2 separate regions of the Mus musculus genome follow, and region 2 is linked to region 1. Evidence: chromatin contacts called from ENCODE Hi-C or POLR2A ChIA-PET data. All regions are on one chromosome and are shown on one strand. Each heading gives the region's core, a stretch centred on a gene start or an enhancer-like site at or near the end of the contact. The rest is flanking DNA. Distances are from core to core; before and after follow the strand shown.

Evidence for each region. Hi-C counts contacts between places; a loop is a spot of excess contacts on that map. ChIA-PET counts read pairs that join two places held with the same protein, here RNA polymerase II (POLR2A).
Region 2: a loop to region 1 is called in a map of heart, with 3 times the contacts of the local background. The contact joins two enhancer-like sites. A Hi-C loop is called at or near these places in 8 of 37 maps with a recorded cell type or tissue (T-helper 2 cell, gastrocnemius, heart and 2 more). POLR2A ChIA-PET finds 5 or more read pairs at or near these places in 4 of 5 experiments (Patski and embryonic stem cell).

The regions. Positions count from the first base shown.
Region 1 is chr9:121,298,340-121,303,878 of GRCm38, forward strand. It overlaps a transcript of Trak1 not described here. Among named protein-coding and RNA genes, the nearest start is that of Gm34655, 23 kb to the left of the region's middle. Within about 2 kb of position 2,777, at least 1 of the 3 ENCODE cell types and tissues checked has a DNase peak (open chromatin) inside an H3K27ac peak, as active enhancers do; it is heart, where a contact is called at or near this core.
Region 2 is chr9:121,331,126-121,336,930 of GRCm38, forward strand. It overlaps a transcript of Trak1 not described here. Among named protein-coding and RNA genes, the nearest start is that of Trak1, 33 kb to the right of the region's middle. Within about 2 kb of position 3,111, at least 1 of the 3 ENCODE cell types and tissues checked has a DNase peak (open chromatin) inside an H3K27ac peak, as active enhancers do; it is heart, where a contact is called at or near this core.

The DNA.
Region 1 (5,539 bases), core at 1,527-4,026:
CTTTGAGCAGAAGAATGGATGCTGAGGCCTCTGGGGGTTTTTTCTTGTTGTTTCCCGATTTGCTTCGCAAACTTTGAAACTCTGTGTAAGGTTGACCGTACTGTCTGTAGAGGGTAGCCAGGATACATGTTCTTTTCCTGCATGGTTTTCTAGTCTTGGGAAGGTGGAAGGAAGCCATAAGGAAACAGACTAGGCACAGGGTCCTTTCCAATTTCTAACTACCAGAACGGTCAAGAGGGAGGAGGGCAGCTTGAGCTCTGAGCAGCCTCCAGCGCCCCTGTGTATGTGTGTATGTGTTTGTGTGTGAGCCCGCGCGCGCATGGGTGCAGTGGGGCGGTCTCCCTGTTGGGGTGGAGATGACAGGTGGAGGTGGACCTGGGCGACAGACAGCTGCCTTCCCCTTTGGTCTCTCACTAAAGGCTGCAGCCTCTGTGACCTCTGACTCCAGCTTGCTCACAGAGAAGCCCAGGCCAAGTGGAGAAACAGCTGCAGATCAGAGCTGGGCCCAGGGGGATGCTAAACTGACTTTCAACGCTCAGGTGGAGGCATAGCAGGTTTGCCAAGGGTTTGCCAAGGGCTGGGTTGCCGTTGGCCGCTTGGCAAGGCACCAGGTCCATTTCCTGTTTGATGCCCCTGGGACGGTTGGGGTCTGATTTCCTGCGCAGAGCTGAGCTCCACCCTCCTGAGGTAAGGACGCTGGTCTTGGAGTGGAAAAGATGAGATTCACAGCCTCTGCAGACTGTGTGACCTTGCCCCTACCTTAGCCAGTCTTACCTGCCTGTCCCATGTATCCTGGTCCCTCAAACTCAACTGGACCAATGGAAGGAATACAGAGTTAGTGGTTTTGTTTGTTAGTTTGTTTGCTATGAAAGTTTATAGGTCAATGGAGGGCTCTCAGGTCTGACTGAGCTTGTAGTGTTGTAACTTTTGAAAAGTCCTGGTGGGAATAATTAAGACATATTATGGTAATGATAACTTTTATAGGTTTATAGTCTGTGTCAAGTCAGGTTTTGACAGTGACATGGCTCATGATTCACAGTGAAAGGGGTTTCAAACTTTCAGTTTCCAAATGGCTGCCTCTGTTTGTCGGTGAGCCGTTGAATGAAGACTTCTTTCTCACCAGTCTGAGGCTGCCTCTGGTCTTGCACACCCGGCATCCTCTTCGTTGCTGGATGGTTCTGGCACAAGCCACCTGCGCTCCCCGACCTTGACCTCCAGCTCCCAGGTGCAGAGCAGGCCTCCTGCTCCTCTAGGCTTGGGCACTTTATAAAGGCCTAATTGTTGAGTTACTCCAGGCATCTGATAAGACAGTGGGTGAGCGGGCAGGTTCCGTAAGGGAGGCTTGGATGGTGAGGCACTCTTTTAAACTCACTATAGGTTGTAGACACACAATCAGACCTTTTTCGTTTTCTCTTATTACCGTGTGTATGACAATGTCTAGAGGTCAGAGGTCAACTCCACAGAGTGGTGAGTCTTCCCTCTCACCTTCTTGAGGGCTCCCCAGATGGAGCCCTCCACACACAGGCCTTTGAAGCACTTTTGGTCTCTGCCCTACAAGCTTGACAAACTCGAGGACATTGCAGTGGCCGGCGTCTCCAGGCTGAGCCTATGCCCCATGTGTTTGAAAACGGAGGGACAAAGGATGCTCTTTTTCAGAGATATTAGAAGACCCGTCTCCACGGGAAGGGCCGCAGGGATCGTCAACTTCACTTTGCCGTCTGGGGTTAAGTCTGCCGGGTGGGATGAATGAGTGTCCTGGCTCCGCCTCTGTCTTCTTTCTTTCTGAACAATGATCCTCGATCCAGCTTGCCCTCTTGGGGGGTGGGTATCCAAGTGGGGGTCGCTTTCAGTCTTGAAAAGGTCCGTCTAAGCATGTGGTGTACGTGAGCGCCAGCACGTTTATCTGAAGGTCTAGGCCGGACTTTGCTTTCTCTGAATGGCTGTGTGGCACCGCTGATGGGGAAGCTTGCTTACTTAGAGCGCTGCGGCTAGTGCACCAGAGACCAGGTGAGATGGTGTGTGGGCATCTCAGAATCCTTGTCCAGGCTTTGGGCCAGCCGGAAAGCTCCCAGGCCACCTGTTCCAAAGGCCTCATCGTTCTAAGAACTTTACAAGGTGCAGCTTTCTGACTGCTGGGGGCAGTGGCTTCTCAGGTGGCTGCTGGCTATAAACAGTGTCACACTGCAAAGTGGCTTATCTTGATGCTTCTAATTCATTCCTGTGGCCTTCAAGGCTCAAGAAGTTGGCAGAGGGTCTGGGAGCTTAGCCGTGGCCTCTGATGCTTTTCTGAGTTAATGATTACTGTGATGAAGACCAGAAAATAGAATTCAGGGTTTTTTTTTTTTTTTTTTTTTTTTTTTTTTTTTTTTTTGGTGGGTCTGAGGGGTAGGGAGGGTCTTGTGCAGTCCAGGCTGACAGCAGACTTGCTATGGAGCCAAGGTTAATCTTGAACTCCTAATCCCTCTGCCTCCACCTCCCAAGGGCTGGGATACAGGCATATGCCAGCACACTGTGTGGATTTGTCCTGCTTGCTATTTGAGAATGTCATTATGTTGCTCTAAGCTAGTTGTCACTCCTGGACTCAAGGTGCTCCAGCCTCAGCCTCCCCGCTGCAGGGACCACAGGCCAGAGCCACTGCACCCAGCCAGGACTCTTCTTGCTTTGAAGTAAAGGTACTTTAACATCTGAATTGAGAAGGGCTTACAGAAAATGCATCCTGCCTTCCCCAACACCTGAAAGCTGTGCCCTGGAGGCTCAGGCATTTGCACACTGGTTCCCAGGTGGTGGTGCTGTTTGGGGAAGTTTACTCAGTGAGGCCTTGCAGGAGGAAATGTGTCACTAGGGGTGGGCTCTGTGTCCCACTTCATCCGGTTCCTTCCCTGTTTTGTGCTTACGGTTGAAAACGTGGCCTCTCGGGGTCCCCATCTCCCACCATGCTTGCCCTTCCCCACTCACCTCCCCGTCAGGGATGGGATTCTTAGCCTCCTGTGTGTCAGTCTTCCTTCCTACGTTGACCCTGGAGAGTGATGCATGCACACTCCCAGCCTGAGAGGCCCAGAGGCGGCTCATTTCCAGGCCGTCCTCGGGCTCTAGATGTCTGGCGCATCAGGACATTCAAGAGCAGAAGAGAGTTCACCAGAGAGAGTGTTGTGCCAAGCCGGAAGTGGACACTGTGAATAACTAGGGATGTCAGAGTAGCCACCACAATATAAATGACCTGGATTGCCGAGTTAGACCGTGCTGCGTGTGTCCGGGAGACTGTAAACCAACCTTTCCCCCTGCTCAGTCTTGGCTTCTCTCTGTCTCTCTGCTTCCTCTCATCTTCTCTCTCCTTCTCCTTCTCGTCTTTCTTAAGAATCAGGGATGAGTAGATGGCTGAGATCAGTAAAGTGCGACTCGTGCTTCATCCACGCGTGGTGGCCTCAGATGATCATTCTGGGTCATCTGGGTCATTTTGGGTCACCTGGGTCATTCTGGCACTGAGGCAGGATAGATAAATGGATCCCTGGGGCTCTCTGGCCAATCAGTTCAGCTCAGTTGTTGAGCTCCACACTAGTGAGAGACCCTTGTGTCAAGACGCGAGGCAGACAGTTTCTAAGGAATGACCCTTGAGGTCGTCATCTGGCCTCCATATGCACACGCATGTACCCACGTGAACACACATATGCACATCATCCATACACTAACATTAAAAAAAAAAAAGAGAGAGAGAGTCAGTTGGAGATAGCCCCGAATGTGAGAACTGTACGACTTGACCGTATCTTCTGAACTTTGTGCCCTCACCTTACCCACTCTTCCCGGTACCTCAGTGTCACTGTTCTCAGCCTTGATTCCTGGACTTTAGTTCTAGATAACCCGATCATGTTGATTGAAATATGCCTCCATCCTCTGGCAGGTTTACGGGGACGAGCTGACGGGAATCCCACACTCACTGTGTTGCTTCAAAGCGATTTATATCTGTAATATCACTATTAGTCAGACTTTGGATTTGAAGAGCCTGTCTACACAGGAGGAGCCACTGTGTTATAGACTCTGACTTTCCCGGTTGGTTGGTGGAATAAGGGAGCCCTTTTAGGCAGCTCTTTCTTTTTTCTTTTTTCTTTTTTTTGGTTTTTCGAGACATGGTTTCTCTGTATAGCCCTGGCTGTCCTGGAACTCACTCTGTAGACCAGGCTGGCCTTGAACTCAGAAATCCGCCTGCCTCTGCCTCCCGAGTGCTGGGATTAAAGGCGTGAGCCACCACGCCCGGCTAGGCAGCTCTTTCTAAGCAAGAATATGTGTGGTGGGACCCGACAATTTGCTCCATCGAACATTCTGGGAGAGGTCAGGGTCTTATTTAGTTTTAAAAGCTATGTGTGTATGTTTATCTCTGTGAACTTGCTCATGAATGCAGTACCTGAGGTGGTCAGAAGAGGGCGTTAGAGTCCCCCCAGAGCTGAAGTGTCTTGGCCATTTGATGTGGATGCTGGGGTCTGAGAGACCTAGTCTCCTCCTCCTCCTCCTCCTCCTCCTCCTCCTCCTCCTCCTCCTCCTCCTCCTCCTCTTTTTTTTTTCAGTTTTTCGAGACAGGGTTTCTCTGTGTAGCCCTGACTATCTTGGAACTCACTCTGTAGACCAGGCTGGCCTCAAACTCAGAAATCCGCCTGCCTCTGCCTCCCAAGTGCTGGGATTAAAGGCATGTGCAACCATTGCCTGGCTAGACCTAGTCTTCTGTAAGAGCAACATTTGTTCTTAACTGCTGAGCCATCTCTCCAGCACCGGCTTTTAGAAAACAGTACAGCCCGTTGGCCTCATACAGGCTCACCTCTATCCTGAAGAAATTATTTCCGGTTTGGGATGTGGCCAAAGAGAAGAAGTCTCTCTAATGCTAGATGTAGTTTGGCCTCACTTGGCTGAGGTGTTTATGTGGGGGTGTGGGAGCTGTCCCAGACTTGCTTGTCTGAAGATCTCAGGAGACTTCTCTGGGAGTAGGGACAGAGTCTTCTAAGCTGCAGGAGTGTCAGCCGTCTTCCCAGGGATAAGTCCAAGCTGAGAGACCTCATCTGTGCCAAGAAGCTAAGAGCTCTGCTTCACGGTGGCAGGAGGCGGTTGTGTCCTGAGGAGGAGCAGCTTAAGAGGGTAGTACTTAATGGGGGGAACTTAGCCTCCACTGTTTTCTGTGTAAATTTCGGTCCCTGTTGTAGTGGCACAGGCAGACCTCAGGAACATAGAGGGTTCATTTCTCAGAATGGGGCCAGGGCGGGGGGCATCTTGGTCATAGTTGTCCTCGATTGCCGCTGTTACCACTGCCATCACCACCATCACCACCACCACCACCATCACCTTCATCCTGTCAACCTGGAGACTTCTTAGATCTGCAGAATATTAGCCCTGCTAAATCCGAGCCTGCATTTTCAGCACGTCTCCAGGCAGTGTGCACAGAGCCATCGCCATCATCGCCATGTGCTTACGCAGACAGGTTCTTTTCTGAGCTGACCAGACCTTGTGGACATTGGGCGGAGTAAGTCCCTTCCCTGCTGGATAGAGCTGGGGCTCAGTG
Region 2 (5,805 bases), core at 1,861-4,360, 33 kb after region 1:
TCTTTTTTCTTTTTCTTTTTCTTTTTCTTTTTTTTTTTTTCCGAGACAGGGTTTCTCTGTATAGCCCTGGCTGACCTGGAACTCACTCTGTAGACCAGGCTGGTTTCGAACTCAGAAATCCACCCACCTCTGCCTCTCAAGTGTTGAGATTAAAGGCATGTGCTACAACTGCCCGGCTTCTTTACTTAATTTTTGAGACCCGGGCTCACTGTGTATCTCTGGATGGCCTGGAATTCACAGAGATCCACCTGCCTCTGACTCCTGAACATTGGGATTAAAATGTGTGTGCCTCCATGCCTAGCATAGCCGTGGACTTTTGAGACAGGGTTTCTAAGTAGCCCCTGCTCATCTTGACTGACCTGACTTGCAACCTCCCCGTCCCTGCTTCCTGAACACTGCCATGACCAGCATGCACTGCACCATGGCTTTTCTGTGTGGATCTAGTCCTTATCTTTACAGTCTGAGCGTCTTTTTTTCCTTTTACGTCACTACTAGATTATGGCAGGAACCATGGTTGGATGCTGAGTGGCTTGGGCGAGTGCAGACAGCCTTGTCTTGTTCCTGATCTTAGGAGCAGATGTTCTGTCAGCTGTGATGTTGCAGAAGTCCCGTTAAGGGTGGGAAAATGTGGCTTTCTGATTCTGGTGTTGAATTTTGTCAACTGCTTTATCACTGAGATGGTCATACACTTGTGTTGTTTTAATTTTATTAATGATGCTTTTGAGTTGTTTCTCGATTGCTTGTTTTTGAAATATTGTTTCTGAACCTGGCCTTCCAAAATATGTTCCTTCCAAAGGAAGACAGTTAGACAGACAGACAGACAGACACACACACACACACACACACACACACACACACACACACGGCCTTGTTAGTGTTGGGGATCAAGCCAGGGTACAGCTCTAACTGTAGTTGGCTCAGTGGGCTGTCTGTCCCCCTGTCTGGGCTTGGCTTCATGTTACCATACTCTGCAGCGGTCAGACTTTTAAATCCAATAGGAAACCCCCTCTGTGTCATTCAAGCTGGACCTTGGGCTTTGAGAGCTCTCTCTCTCTCACTTCCCTTGGGGAAGGATTAAAACTTCAGCCTGCTCCTGGAGAAAGTGCGGTTGTTGTGGACAGCAGACCGCAGCTTAGCAACTCTGGCAGGCATGCAGCTGTCTGCCCAGCTTGTCGCTCTCCCCTCCCCCATTCCTCCCTTCCCCTGCCCCGTCTCTCTCACCCCCACTTCTTTTCCTCTGGTCCCTCCCTCTTGTTTCTCCACACACCGCCTCCTGTTTCTCCTTTTCTCCTCTAGTCCCCTCTCTTTCCCCCTGTCTTGGGAGCCCTTTGTCCTTGCTATGACCCCTGTTCTGCACACACACACACACACACACACACACACACACACACCCCTCTCACTCAGTTCCCTTAACAGACCTCACAGCTCCTAATGGATGCGATTTGGCTCCTGTCTGTGCCTTTCTCTTGACCAGACTCCAGGTTTTGGTTTTTGTCTTTTTGGTGGAAAGTACAGGAACTCCTATTTTCATGATACAGGCAGTTTGTCTATAGCATTTGGCTTAGGGCAACAGGGAGCCACTGTTTCAAAGAACACAGCTGTTCTGCCTGTTGAGAGTGGTTGGTGTGTTACAGAGAGCCTCCCCTACCATTTTCAAATAAATGCCTTTTGCTTGGTAGGAAGACAACTTTTACTTTTAAAAATTATTACAGTTACTTTATTTTTGCCCTATGTAGCTGTGGTTGGCCTATCTACTACTTAGCCTAGGCTGGCCTCACACTAGCAACAGTTCTCCTACCTCAGCCTCTTGAGTGCTACACTACAGTGTAACCCTATACCTGGCTGAAAGTCCTCCTATTATTTTTGGTTGTTGTTTGTTTTTTGTTTTGTTTTGGTTTGGTTTTTCGAGACAGGGTTTCTCTGTGTAGCCCTGGCTGTCCTGGAACTCACTCTGTAGACCAGGCTGGCCTCGAACTCAGAAATCCACCTGCCTCTGCCTCCCAAGCGCTAGGATTATAGGCGTGTGCCACCACTGCCCCGCTGGTTGTTGTCTTGAGACATGTAGCCCAGGTTTGTCATGAATTTAGCCTTGTGAGATTAGGTGTGTGTCAGCAGACCTAGCTAGAACTAGTTTTGAATGGATCACAGATAAAATCATCCAGCTCCCATGGCCCGGAGAGAAATCCTAGTGCCTGGACCTGAGCTTGCTCAGAGCTTGGACCTTAAAACAGATAGTAGAAGTTCAATGTGTGTGTGTGTGTGTGTGTGTGTGTGTGTGTGTGTGTGTGTGTGCGCGCGCACGTGCGCCCATGTACACACACATAACCCAGGATAACAATACTTCAGAGTCAGATACATTCGTTAACTGCAGCCAAATATTAGGTCATTCTTTCAACAAAGCAAAACCGTTTGAAAAGTGTTATATCGGAATTATCTTCAGGTGCTTCAGAGATAATTGTGCTCATAAAAGCCAACTGTGTAGTCCGTCCCAGAAGGTAAAATGGTAGACTCGGTAAGACTTGCTTTGGCAGGGGCTGGAGGGATAAACCAGTTGGCTGATGCTTGCCCGGCATGCATGAGGCCTGTGCCCCACACCCAGTGCCACCCGAAGTCCAGCACTGGGGAGAAAGATGTCTTCTGTCACTCACTGGCCCATGGCAGGCTCTCACTGATCTAGAAACTCACTGCCTGGCTAGGTGACTGCCTGGATCCACCTTTCTCTGTCCCTCAGTGTGAGGTAACAGGCACACAAAGCCACCACTGGCCTTTCTATGTGGTTGCTGGGGATCTCCAGACCTTCAAACTGTGAGTTTCTACAAGCTCTGTCGCATCTTCCTAATCCTTCTCTTCTTCTATTTGGGAATAGTGTTCAGCTGGGTTTTCCTGTTACAGTCTCCTTCTTTGAAGCTCTTTTCTGTTGCCCGTATTGTCCCTGATTCTTCAGTTCTGCCATTCCATTGTCTCCGTGTCTAGAATCTGGAGGGGAGGTTTTCCTCTCATGTCTGATAGGCCTCTTCCCAGGGGGCTGTTGGAGGCTGTGGGAACAGCATGGGTGGCTGCAGGCTGGACCTTAAGTGACAGGGTACTGGACAGGTTTTCACTGGGGATTCTGGGAGTCAGTGGCTGGTAGTTCCTTTGTCTTGGGCTGTTGGGTTCCCTTGAAGGATGCTGCCTGTATCCTGTCATTTGATTTGAGCAAGGGAGGGTGTGTGCGGGTGTGTAGGGAGAGACGACCTGGTCTCACATGTTAAGTGTATAGATTTACATGTAACCCTGTCTATAGTATATTGTCAGACCTGCCCTTTTACTTATTTTACTCTTTAATTGTATTTTTTCAGTGCTGGGGATCCAGCCCCTCAGCTCCACCCCTTCCAGTACCTTCCTCAAGCCCCGTGTCCTGTCCACCAGTCCTCTCCCCAGCCCCCTTGCCTTCTTTTGTGTCTGTGCCACTGCAGAGCCCACAGACTCCATTTCAGATTCATCTCCAGTCTCTGCTGGACCACTGCCCGGGTGGGTGTTTGTGGAAGCGATGAGGAGCTGGAATGGGGGCACAGTCCTCCTTCCTGTAGACCGCAGACCAGTTCTCAGCATCTCCATAGTGCAGTCCCACGGGTTCTCAACTTTCTCGCTCCTCCCAGGCAGCCTCAGGCTTTGTCTCCTTAGTGGCTTTGCATGCTTCCAAATTAATCAAAGGTTTTGTCCTCTCTTACAGGCTTTAACTCTTTAAACGCTTCTCTCTCTCAAGGTCTCCTGAGAGTTAAGGGACGATGAGGGACCACTTGGCTGGCTTGTGTATTTGTCTGTCTGTCTCTTATCTTTCTCTGTCTCTCTCTCTGCATGAGAGTGTGTATACACATGCTCACAGGTGCAGGGGACAGCCAGTCAGAGATCAATGCCAGGTGTCTTTCTTATTGTTCTGCCCTCCACCTGAACGTGGAACTCAGTAACTTTGTAACTTTGTAGAGGCCCTGGGATCTGCCCACCTCCGTCTTCATAGCGTTGGGGCTGCAGGTTTGCACTTCTGTGCCTAACCTTTTTCCTCCGAGGTGCTGTGGTTCTGAAGTCCCCATGCCTGTGCAATATTCCCCCCCCCCCCCCCCCCCCCGCTCTCCCTCTTTCTTCCCTACCCCCTTCCTCTCCCTCCCCCACCCTCTCTGCCCCTTCCCCCTTCTCTCCCTCCCCCATTCCCCTCTCTCCTGTCTATATTTACATATATATGTATATACACACATTCTCTCTATTTCTCCCTCTCTCCCTCTTTCTCTCTCCCCGCTCCCTTTCTCTCCTTCCTCCACCCTCTCTGTCCCCCTCCCCCTTTTGTTCCTCCCCCACTCCCCTCTCTATTTATATACATATACATACACACACACACACACACACACACATATTCTCTGTCTGTCTGTCTGTCTGTCTCTCTCTCTCTCACACACACACACACACACACACACACATACACACACACAGAAGAGCTAAGGAAGTTAACTTAGCTGGGTTCATGACAGCTACCGCCCTTTACCTTGTATGACTTGGCCACGTGAGCCCCAGGCCTTAGGCCCCAGGCAACTCTCCCCACCCATCCTAGCTCTGTTTTGCCAAAGGCTTTCCCTGGCCTTGCTGCATTGGTCTTTGTGAAAGCCAGGGTGTGTGTCTTTACTTATTGTTTCCTTTGACAATGCATTGGGGAAGGCAGCCGGCCCTGGGGATCCTGTCTGTCTCACCTTCTACTAAGAAGGCCTTGGCCTTGGGGCTGTGCCAAGGTCAAGGGTTCATGAGCTGGACGATCCTTTAGAGGAGGACACCCTCGGCCGCTGCTGTTTCGAGAAAGGATGAAAGGTGTAGGTTGACCTGAGAAATGGGAGCACAAAAGACGAGGGGTCTGGGCGCTTCATTCTGCTTTCAGAACACAGCCCATGTGGCTGTCCAAGTATGTGTAGCTGAGACTGTTTTCTTATTAAACGTCTCCCCTTTCTAACCCTGTTCTGTGATTACAGCCACCTTGTGCCTTTGCAATATGATACTTAGAGCAGCCCTGGCTTGAGGAGATTGGTATTAGAGCCTCCGGAAGCCACAAGGAACATCAGTGTAGTCCAAGCACACAAGGAGTCAAAGATGTGTAAAAATAATAGCAGACCCCTCTGGGAAGTGGGGTGCATTAGGGGTGTGGTGTCCAACCTGTGTTGGAATTTGGGTGAGGGCTGACTGTTTCAGCCTTCTCTGTGTGGTCCCAGGATCCTCAGCACCACCTCAAGAGACTGTCAGATTCTTGAGTTAGGCATGCAGCTCAGTTGGTAGAGCACCTGCCTGGCACGCATGAGGCCCCGGGTCAACAGTTCCATATAAACCAGATGAGGTATCCTAGTGCCTGTGATCCTGATGTCGGGTTATGGGGTGTCCCACATCCACTCCGCCACAGGGCTCGGGACATGGGTGGAGGTGGGACACAGGAGTTTTGATTGTGCTTACCCCACGCTGGCGCCGGGCGGGTGTCAGGCTATGGGAAGCTTCAGGACACCCCTTTTGGGGGTGGGGGAGCGCAGTCCAGGGGACAGCCGGAGCTGGCTAGGGGATCTCCGGGCCTGTGTGGAGGACTGGGCTGTCTGGTTCTCAGGCTCTTGGATATCCAAGCACCACTGGGAGCCACAGAAGAGCTGAGAACGGAGTGGGGTCCCAGGGGCTGGATCTAGCCTGGAGCTGAAGGGGAAAAGAGGGGAGAACTCCTTGCTAGGTCCTGCGGGGAGGAGAGAGCCCTTGGCTTGTTTGGCTTGGCTTGGTGGGGACGGAGGCTGGGAGCACTGAGAAACCTTC